Linked DNA regions of Homo sapiens: region 1 is linked to region 2. Evidence: read pairs that join two places in POLR2A ChIA-PET (ENCODE). Cell type or tissue: GM12878. All regions are shown on one strand. Links, peaks and the distances in the headings refer to the core of each region. The heading gives the core; the rest is flanking DNA.

Evidence for each region. ChIA-PET counts read pairs that join two places held together with the same protein. Peaks named below come from ENCODE experiments on the same cell type or tissue, not always from the same donor. Only the 100,000 strongest peaks of a DNase experiment are listed, where the experiment ranks them.
Region 1: POLR2A ChIA-PET joins it to region 2 with 9 read pairs; 9 of 35 experiments call an interaction of 5 or more read pairs at or near these places.

The regions. Positions count from the first base shown.
Region 1 is chr22:49,809,844-49,815,219 of GRCh38, reverse strand. All of the region lies in intron 2 of BRD1 (bromodomain containing 1), which reads left to right. Among named protein-coding and RNA genes, the nearest start is that of BRD1, 15 kb to the left of the region's middle. In GM12878, for the core only: no CTCF peak of the experiment used is centred there; no DNase peak of the experiment used is centred there; H3K4me3 peaks cover 442 bases.
Region 2 is chr22:49,877,790-49,883,165 of GRCh38, reverse strand. The region is part of intron 1 of ZBED4 (zinc finger BED-type containing 4); the gene reads right to left. It also overlaps a transcript of ALG12 not described here. Among named protein-coding and RNA genes, the nearest start is that of ZBED4, 27 kb to the right of the region's middle. RefSeq lists an enhancer at 1,177-1,406. In GM12878, for the core only: no CTCF peak of the experiment used is centred there; DNase peaks (open chromatin) are centred at 1,115, 1,595 and 2,585; H3K4me3 peaks cover 2,875 bases; H3K27ac peaks cover 2,885 bases.

The DNA of each region.
Region 1 (5,376 bases), core at 166-5,165, 68 kb after region 2:
AATTGTGCTGGGGAAAACTCTGAGTGCTCAGAGCATGGGCTGCGTTTCTCACTGGCCTCACCGCACCTTCCTCTGCACTCAGACTCTCCTAAAGATGCTGGCATTTACTGAACTAAAGGTAGCATTTCGCAGAGCAGGGCCGTGGGCCATGAACCACAGTCATCTGGCCATTTAGACAGCTCTGCCCTGCCCCCGGCGACTTGGGTACCCAACCATGTCATTCCCACCCCTAGCTTTGTGGGGCAACGTTCCTCTAGGCCGGGTTCTCTTCCCTGAAGCACCCCAGGCATGTAGAAGATGTTCTCAGCAGAGGGGAGACACCACAGTGTAGCTGATTTCTGTCTCTCTTCACTTTCACCATATTTACTTACTTTTGGTAGAAGTGGGGTTGAAAATTTATGTGAAGTTTTCTTTACTACTGGGGACAGCGGGGCAGATTACTGCCACACATAATCACCTCTGCTCCAGCCTAGGTGCTACCTGCTGGAGGCGATGGTGGCTTTCCTGAGAGCACCTCCTGGGCTCGGGCTGGTGGGGAGCTTGATTTTACCTTTTTATGTGGAAATAACTTCAAATTTACAAAATATTCACAAAAATAAAGAGAGCAGGGACTACCCAGGTGCTCTACATAGAGTTGCCTGTTGCTGGGGCTGCGTCCTCTTTTGCACACCCTGCCCCGTCGGAGAGGATCCCAGATGTGGCCCTTGCCCATGCACGTCAGGCATGTGAAAAGAGCAGGTGTCCCCTGGCGATGGGCAGCAGGCTTTGTGGTGCCCCAGCCTTGGTGCAGGAGTCCCCTGAGGTGAGATTCAGGGCTCTGGCCGGCTGGTCTCATGTGTTTCCTGAGCGATGGATGTGGGCACGGCGTCCTCCACCTCGCACCACCTGGCATGGGGTCTGCGTGTGTGTCATGCCAGGGTTCTGGGCCTGCACCGGGGGCTCCTGCCCTGCCTGTGCACTGTTTGTCGGGGGCTTGTGCCCGTGGGTGAGTGTATCTTTTCATTTTTAGTGATGTCTTTAAAATATTCTTTTTTAGTTTGGAAATCTTTGGAGAGAGCCCCCTGTTCTTTCACTCAACTTTAGAAGTTATACGCACCTGGCCAGCCTCCCCTCTCCCATTCCTTCCATTCCATTGTTTTGAAGCGAGTCCTGGCCATGGAATTCCGTTCGTGCACCCGTCAGTGTGTAAAGGTTCTGAAAAGCAGCCTGAATTTTCTATTGTCTGATGAACCGAAGTTTGTTCATTTCATCGTACTCCTCAAATTTATCACCCTTTCCCCATGTGGCATGTGCATGCTGGGTCTGCTTGAAGAAACTCGTCCCCACTCTGCAGCCGTAAAGCTGCTCCCTGTATTTCCTCTAGGAGTCTTTACAAATTTTTTTTTTTTTTTTAAATGGAGTCTCACTCTGTCACCCAGGCTGGAGTGCAATGGCACAGTCTTGGCTCACTGCAGCCTCCGCCTCCTGGGCTCAAGCGATTCTGCCTCAGCTTCCCGAGTAACTGGCATTACAGGCGCCTGCCACCACACCTGGCTAATTTTTGTATTTTTAGTAGAGATGGGGTTTCGCCGTGTTGGCCAGGCTGGTCTCGAACTCTTGACCTCAAGTGATCGCCCACCTCGGCCTCTCAAAGTGCTGGGATTATAGGCATGAGCCATTAATGGCTCCTGGCCAAAAATTTTTTTAATAAAAATAAAAGGCTGGGTGTGGTGGCTCACGCCTGTAATCCCAGCACTTTGAGAGGCCAAGGGGGGCGGATCACGAGGTCAAGAGATTGAGATCATCCTGGCCAACATGGTGAAACCCCGTCTCTACTAAAAATACAAAAATTAGCTGGTCGTGGTGGTGGGCACCTGTAGTCCCAGCTACTAGGGAGGCTGAGAGGCAGGAGAATCGCTTGAAGCCAGGAGGCAGAGGTTGCAGTGAGCTGAGATCATGCCACTGCACTCCAGCCTAGCGACAGAGCGAGACTCCATCTCAAAAAAACAAAAAATAGAGATGGCGTCTCACTGTGTTGCCTAGGTTGGTCTTGAACTCCTGAGCTCAAATGATCCACTCACATCAGCCTCCGAAAGTGCTGGGATCATAGGGGTGAGCCATGGTGCCCGGCCACCTCGAGGAGTCTTGAGCCCTCCTGGAATTGCTGTTTGGTGTGAGGTTGGGTCAGGCCTGGTGAGTCATCTGGGTTGTGAGCCAGCCTGCTTGGCCTCCTGGTCTCAGGCCAGCTGTGACCTGGACCTTGGGCCACCCAGCAGCTTTGTGCTGAGCCTCAGTCTGCGGTTGGGAGGGCACCCCTTGTCTCCAGAATGGTCCTGGCGTGTGAGGTCCTTGGTGCGTCCGTGTACAGTGGGCGGCACCTTGTCTCCAGAACGGTCCTGGCGTGTGAGGTCCTTGGTGCGTCTGTGTACATGGGCGGCACCTTGTCTCCAGAATGGTCCTGGCGTGTGAGGTCCTTGGTTCGTCTGTGTACAGTGGGCAGTAGCTTTAAAGTTCCTGCTTCACCTTGTCAGACTTCTGGTTAGAGTCCTCCCGACATTAGTGTTCCTTTAGGAAGCTTGGACTCTTTACACCGTTAATTACACTGTTAATTTCACTTAAACATGGAGGTGGCCCAGTTTGCTGCCCATGTAAGACTACTTTTACTTTTTTGAGACAAGGTCTTGCTCTGTCGCCCAGGCTGGAGTTCAGTGGCATGATCTCAGTTCACTGCAGCCTCCACCTCCAGAGTTCAAGTGAGTCTCATGCCTCAGCCTCCTGAGTAGCTGGGATTATAGGCATGTGCCACGACTCCTGGCTCTCTCTAGGACTTCTTTAATGTCATAATAGAAGCTGATGGTTTTCTCCATAAAAGTCTATTAGATTTATTTCTAGGCACTTGTTAATATAGTACTTCTTAAAATTAGCATTTTTGTTTTTAGCTATGTGTTGTAGATGGATACAACATGTTGTAAGATTCTTTTGGATCGTCTTTGTGGACAGTATCTGTGAAGAATGACTCCTGCCTCAGTCTCCCACTTGAACCCAGGAGGTGGAGCTTGCAGTGAGCCGAGATCGCGCCATTGCACTCCAGCCTGGGTGACAGAGCAAGACTGTCTCAAAAAAAAAAAAAAAAAAAGGAGCAGACTGTGCTCCTTGCCATAGGATTTTATCCATGTTCTTTTATTTCTGCCTCTCAAATACTGTTTAATCTTAACGTATTTTTAAATTTTGTGTGATTTTTCTGTTTTTGAGAGGAATTTTTGATATGTTAATACTATAGATCTTAGTATATTTTAAAAACTGATGATGTTTGATACATGCCAAATCATGTGTGGACCATAAATGTAAATAGCAATGCCCACAAACCCACCCATAGCCTAGGAATTGGGAGACTCAGCACCGCCGGCTGAATTCGCCTGTGCGGTGTGTCCCATTCCATCCCTGTTCTGCCGCCCGTGGGGGAATTTTGTCAGCTTCACTGAGACACTTAGTACCCTCCCCTTACCTGTGGTTTTGCTTTCCATGGTGTCAGTTGCCCATGGTCAGCCATAGTCTGAAAGTATTAAATGGGAAATTCCAGCAGTAAGCAGTTCATAAGTTTTCAGTTGTGCACCATTCTGAGCAGCGTGATCACAGTCTCCCTGTCGTGTCCTGCCTGCCGGGAGCGTGAATCTAACCTTTGTCCAGTGCACCCACGCCGTGCAGCTGCCTGCACCTTAACCCGCTTAGTAGCAGGTACCAACATCCAGGCTGGCGCTCGGTCCTGTTCCAAGTTTCAGGCAGCCGCTGGAGGTCTTGGAACCATCCCCCTTGGTTAAGGGGGGACTCTTGTCATTCACACACCATGAAATTTACCCATGTGAAGTGTACAGTTGAGTGGATTTTAGTTCACAGAGTTGTGCATTTATCACCACCACCAATTTTAGAAATTTTTATCACCTCCAAAGGAAACCCTGTGCCTCTTAGCCATTACCCCAACTTCCCACCTTCTCATCCTCCCCCAGCCCTGGCAGCCACCCATCTGCATCCTGTCTCCGTGTATTTGCCTGTTGTGGGCATTTCATAGAAATGTGTTTTTTTGTTCTTTTATGAAATGTGTTTTTTTTGTTCTTTCACTGAGCATGTTTCCAAGGTCCATCCATCGTGCCCCCTGGGTCGGTGTGCCATTCCTTTTCACGGCTGCGTAATGTTCATTGTATGGATAGGCCACGTTTAAAAAAATCTGTTCATCTTTTGATGGATGTTTGTTTTTTTCCTACTTTGGAGCTATTATGAACAATGCTGCTCTGAACATTTGTGTAACAGTTTTTAGGTAGTGTGTTTTTATTTCTCTTGGGTATATTCTAGGAGTGGAGTTGCTGGGTCATGTGGTAATGCTGTTTAGTATTTTGAGGAAGTGCCAGATTGTTTTCCAAGGCAGCTGTACCCCTGTATATTCTCAGGCGCTGTCCTTTTGATGATACCCATTCCATGGTGCAGGGGCAGCGATCGCTCGGGGGTTTTGCTTTGCAGTTCCACAGTGGCTGAAGATGTTGCCTGGCCATTTGCATATTTTCTTTGGAGAAATGTCTGTTCAGATCTTTGCCATGTTTTCATTGGTTAGCTGACTTCTTACTGTTGTCATAAGAGTTCTCTGTTCTGGGTACTAGACTCCCTATTAGATACATGACTTGCAAATACTTTCTCTTCATTCTGTGGGTCATCTTATTGTTTTATTCAGTGTTCTTTGAAGCACAAACATTTACAAGTTGGATGGAGTCCAGTTTATCTGCTTTCTCTTCGGTTGCTTGTGCTTTTGGTGTCACATGTAAGAAGCCTTTGCCTAACCAAGGGTCTTTTAATAGGAGTTTTATTTATTTTTATATGTGCACATATATATATATTTTAAGAGCTGGGGTCTCACTGTGTTGCCCAGGCTGTTCTGAAACTCCTGGGCTCAAGCAATTTTCTCGCCTTGGCATCCCAAAGTGCTGGGATTACAAGTGTGAGTCACCGCGTCTGGCCACTGTTTTCCTATATATGATAATTTCTACCTTTACCTGATAGCAGTCTAGAAGCATGTGGGGCTTGCTTGCTTGCTCGCTCGCTTTCTTTCTTTCTCTTTCTTTCTTTTTTAACCAAATTAATTTTTTAAACTCTTGATATCCATTGCTTGTGCTGTGGGCAAAGGACGTGACCTGCATGGTACGCATTCATTCTTTGATGCTTGTTGAGACTTTATGGCCCAATAGGTTATACATTTTTTATAAATAGTCCATCTGTGCTTGTGAATATGTGTGTTCTTTCTTTCTTTGATGCAATATTCTCTATGAGCTTGTTGGGTCAAATGTATAAGTCATGCTTACATTTTTAATATCCTTAATTTATTTTTGCGTGAATTGGTTTCATTAGGCTTGT
Region 2 (5,376 bases), core at 191-5,190:
CCCCCAAATTGCAAAATAAGCAAAAAATAGAGACATGAAAAAAAATGCAAGTGGCCTATTAATAAAGGATTGGGGAACATGAATTAAAACCTAGAATGGTATAAAGAGGTTGCCTCATCTAGAATTTATGCCCTCATCCTTCAAACAGTTCATGAGAGGTACTCACAGCTGCTATAATCAGCAAAGCTGAATTCCTTGAGATCTATTCATCCTTCCTTGCTAGAAGACCTGATACATGAAATACGAATTTGAAAAACTCTAGCTAACGTGTGAAATCATCAACCCAGACGAAAAGCTGAATAGGAAACGGACCACAGTGGCTCCTGCATCTGAGAAGGGAAAGGCGTCCTGTGGGTGAAAACCGCTTCCAGCCCATCCTCCTGTCACCCATTCAATGCCCCGTCCCCAAGTGATGCTGCGCCGTGCTGGAATGCAGCCAAGAGGAGACAGTCACGGGACCTGACAGCCAAGAACCGTGAGATTCCAGCTATGGTAAACGCTGGAAGTGAAGGAACATGGCGTTACAAAGACAGGAGAGAGCAGGGCAAGACGGAGAACAGGGGCAGGAGCTGTAAGGGTGTAACTGAGCCGAAGCTCGGAGGACGATGGAGTCATGTGGGGTAGGAGATGGAGCAGTTTACTAAGGAACTAAAACCAAGTAGCAACAAAAGCATGTTTTCAGTAATATGGCAGCATAAATATTCTATAATAAAACCAGACTCTAGAAAACCTCTAACAAACTTTTTTTGAAGAGACGGAGTTTTACTGTCACTTAGGCTGGAGTGCAGTGGCGTGACCACAGCTCAGTGAAGCCTCGACTTCCCAGGTGTGAGCCCTCCTCCCGACTCAGCCTCCCAAAGTGCTGGAGTTATATGCGCGAGCCAATGCGCCCACCACAAACTTACTTTTTAAAGTATTACTGGGCATGCCAGAAAGTGGGAGAACTCTTCAAGGGACACAGGGAGTGGCAAATGGGCAGGAGAGGTGCGCCATCCCTAGCCTGGTCAGCATGGGTCACCCCCACAGGGAGGAGCTGAACCCGACATTCCTCCACCATGCAGGAACCAAGAACTGAAGTCACCACATCATGTATTTTCTAAACCAGGGCATTTCTGAGAGTGAAAGGGAGCTATTAATAATACTGCTGGGGAAACAGGCTTAAGCCAAACCTATCTGTAGCAAAGCAAGATGTATGGTTGCCCTAAAAAGTGTTCCAAGGTTAATAAAAACTGCTAGCTCCCACCAGAAATAAATGCAGGTTCTTTCTGAAAAGCATTCCCAATAAGTTCTACAAAGTACAGCCAGATAAAAAAGAAAAATAAAAAATTAACACAGGCCAGGCACAGTGGCTCATGCCTGTAACCCTAGTACTTGGGAGGCTGAGGTGGGAGGATCGCTTGAAACCACAAGTTTGAGATCAGCCTGGGCAAAAAAACAAGACCCTGTTCTCTACAAAACAAAAAACAAAACAAACAAACAAAAAATGCCAAGTATGGTGAGCCTGTAGTCCCAAGCTACTCAGGAACTCAGGAGGCTGAGATGGGACGATCACTTGAGGGCAGGAGTTTGAAGACTAGCCTGAATAATAGTGAAACTCTGTCTTTACAAACAAAATTAGCCAGGTGCGGTGGTGCGTGCCTGTATCTCAGCTGCTTGGAAGGCTGAGGAGACATGATGATTTGAACCCAAAAGTTTGAGGCTGTGGTGAGCTATCATTGTGCCACTGCACTCCAGCCTGGCCAACAGTGAGATCCTATCTCAAAAAAACAGCAACTGTATTTCTACAGATGAATTAGAAAATGAAAAACAAATTTTTTTGAGACGGATCACTCTGTCGCCCAGGCTGCAGTGTGCAGCGGCACGATCTCAGTTCACCGCAACCTCCGCTTCCTGGGTTCAAGTGCTTCTCCTGCCTCAGCCTCCCAAGTAGCTGGGATTACAGGCGTGTGCCATGACACCCGGCTAATTCCTTTTGTATTTTTAGTAGAGACGGGGTTTCGCCATGTTGGCCAGGCTGGTCTTGAACTCCTGACCTCACGTGATCCACCTGCCTCAGCCTCCCGAAGTGCTGGGTTTACAGGCCTGAGCCACTGCGCCTGGCCAGAAAATGAAACATTTTTAAATTCCACATATAATGTCCAAAAGCATGCATGAAAGCATGAAATAAGATAAAATTTTTAAAATATGCTTGTTTTAGTATACAGGTACACAAGTATACAGGTCTTAAAAAGAAGACCTGTATACTGAAAGCTGCAAAACACTGCTGAAATTAAAGGCTTTTAAACAAATGGAGAAATATACCAAGTTCATGGATTAGAAAACTCAATGTTGACATCAGTATTTTCCCAAATTGACCTATAAATTCAATATGATCCCAGTCAAAATTCCAAAACGCTTTTTGCAGTAGCTGATAAACAGAAGTCTAAAATTGATATGGGAATACAAAGAATCAGGAATAAATAAAATTATTTTGGAAAGAAAGAACAAAGCTGGACTCACAGTCACTTCCACTTCTAGCCATGATGAACAAAACAAAGGAAACCAGGTTGACCTCAGACAACTCATAAGCCAGACGCCGTGCACGAAACGACGTTTTCAGACGCTGAGAGAGAAGAGAAAGCACAGGACAGTGATCACAGAAGTGTGAAAGCTAAAGAGGGAGCCCCACCTGCCCTCGCTCACGGCGGGGCTTCCAGGCTTCCAGGCTGCGGGGCGGGGAGTCGGAACTTGGCAGAGCCCGGTGGTCTCGAGCATGTCCCGAGCGCGGGAGAGGAGGGAGCTACGCAGACCTGCGGAGGTTCCTCGTGTCTTTGGCTGAATACTGATCTGCATCTGCATTTGAGGAAACCACCCTCAGAGAACCAAAGGGGAAAAGAACTGCCAGGGCTCCCTGGAGGCTGGGAACAGCTTGTGTTTCCACCACCAAGAGTGAACAGCAAGCAGGGTCAGAAGGGTCCGGACTGAACAGTGGGCTTCACAACAACGGCCGCTCTTTTAAGCCGTGTTAGGAGCCACCCGAACACAGCTTAAACGCCAGCCTCAAGAGGAGGAAACGGTCTATGATTAACTTTACTACAACCTAAAACAAGTCTCAACAGCATTTAAAGGAATATAACAAAATCCTGCACCCAATAAAGTAAAATACAAAATGGCTGACAAAAACAACCAGACCTGCGATGAAGCGGGAGAAAACCACCTCTGACCAGGAGAAAAACCAACCAATAGAAACAGGCCCAGACACTGACCAGGAGAAAAACCAACCAATAGAAACAGGCCCAGACACTGACCAGGAGAAAAACCAACCAATAGAAACAGGCCCAGACACTGACCAGGAGAAAAACCAACCAATAGAAACACGCCCAGACACTGACCAGGAGAAAAACCAACCAATAGAAACACGCCCAGACACTGACCAGGAGAAAAACCAACCAATAGAAACAGGCCCAGACACTGACCAGGAGAAAAACCAACCAATAGAAACACGCCCAGACACTGACCAGGAGAAAAACCAACCAATAGAAACACGCCCAGACACTGACCAGGAGAAAAACCAACCAATAGAAACACGCCCAGACACTGACCAGGAGAAAAACCAACCAATAAAAACAGGCCCGGACATAAGACAAATAATAAAATTAGTGGACAAGGACATGAAAACAGCTATTGTAAGAGCGGATATAGTGGTGTGTGCCTGGGCAACATGGCAAAACATCGTCTCTGCAAAAAAATACAAAAATTAGGCTGGGTTTGGTGGCTCACACCTGTAATCGCAGCACTTCGGGAGGATGAGGCAGACGGATCAACCGAGCTCAGGAGGTTGAGACCAGCTTGGCCAATATGGCGAAACCTGGTCTCTACTAAAAATACAAAAAAATTAGCGCGGCGTGGTGGCGCGTGCCTGTAATCCCAGCTACTCGGGAGGCTGAGGCAGGAGAATCGCTTGAACCCGGGAGGCGCAAGTTACAGTGAGCCGAGATTGCGCCACTTCACTCCTGTTTTTTTTTGTTTTTTGTTTTTTTTTTGAGATGGAGTCCCACTCTGTGGCCAGGGTAGAGTGCAGTGGCGCGATCTCGGCTCACTGCAACCTCCACCTCCCCAGTTCAAGTGATTCTCCTGCCTCAGCCTCCTGAGTAACTGGGACTACAGGCACGCGCCACCACACCCGGCTAATTTTTTTGTATTTTTAGTAGAGACGGGGTTTCACCATGTTGGCCACGATGGTCTCTATCTCTTGACCTCGTGATCTGCCCGCCTCGGCCTCCCAAAGTGTTGGGGTTACATGCATGAGCCACCACGCCTGGCCCACTCCCGGCTCATTTTTTTTATTTTTAGTAGAGACAAGGTTTCAGCATGTTTGCCAGGCTGGTCTCAAACTCCTGACCTCAGGTGATCCACCCACCTCGTCTTCTAATTCTTTTACTAGTGTATTTTGAAGAGCATAAGTTTTTACTTTTGATGAAGTCCACTTCACTCATGTGTTCTTTATGGATTGTGCTTTTGGGCTTGTACCAAAGAAATCTTTGCCTAATTCAAAGACTTTCTTCTGTGTTGTCTTTTAGAAGTTTTAAGTTTTATATTTAGATCTCTGAAGGATTGAAGTTCATTTTTTTGCACATGGATGTCTAACTGTTCCAACACAATCTGTTGAAAGGACAATCCTTTCTCCATGAAGTGCCCATGTAACTTTGTTGAGAATTGGTTGCTCGCATATGTGTGGATCTATTTCTGGATTCTCTATCGCTCCACCAATCTCTTCTTCGGTGTTTATACTGACCACGTAACCCAGCTGTTCCACTCCCAGTTATTATTACTCTTGAGAAATGAAAGCCTATCTCTGTATGAAGACTTTTTTTTTTTTTTTTTTGAGACAGTGTCTCACTCTGTCACCCAGGTTGGAGTGCAGTGGTGCGTTGGCTCACTGTAACCTCCGCCTCCCGGGTTCAAACGATTCTCCTGCCTCAGCCTCCTGAGTAGCTGGAATTACAGGTGCCTGTCACCACGTCTGGCTAATTTTTGTATTTTTAGTAGAGACGGTGTTTCACCACGTTGGCCAGGATTGTCTTGAATTCCTGACCTCAGGTGATCCGCCCATCTCGGCCTCCCAAAGTGCTGGGATTACAGGCATGAGCCACCACGCCTGGCCTCTGTATGAAGACTTACATATAAAATTCACAGCAGCTTTATATGTAGTATCTAAAAACTAGAAGACAAATTGTGATACAGCCCTACAATGGATCATTATGCAGCAATAACAAAAGAATGAATGGATACACGCAACACGGATGAATCTCGAAACAATCCTGCAGAGTGCGGGAGGCCAAAGGGCAGGTCTGTGCTGGCGGGAGGAGGGGCCACGAGGGGCAGAAGACACAGTCA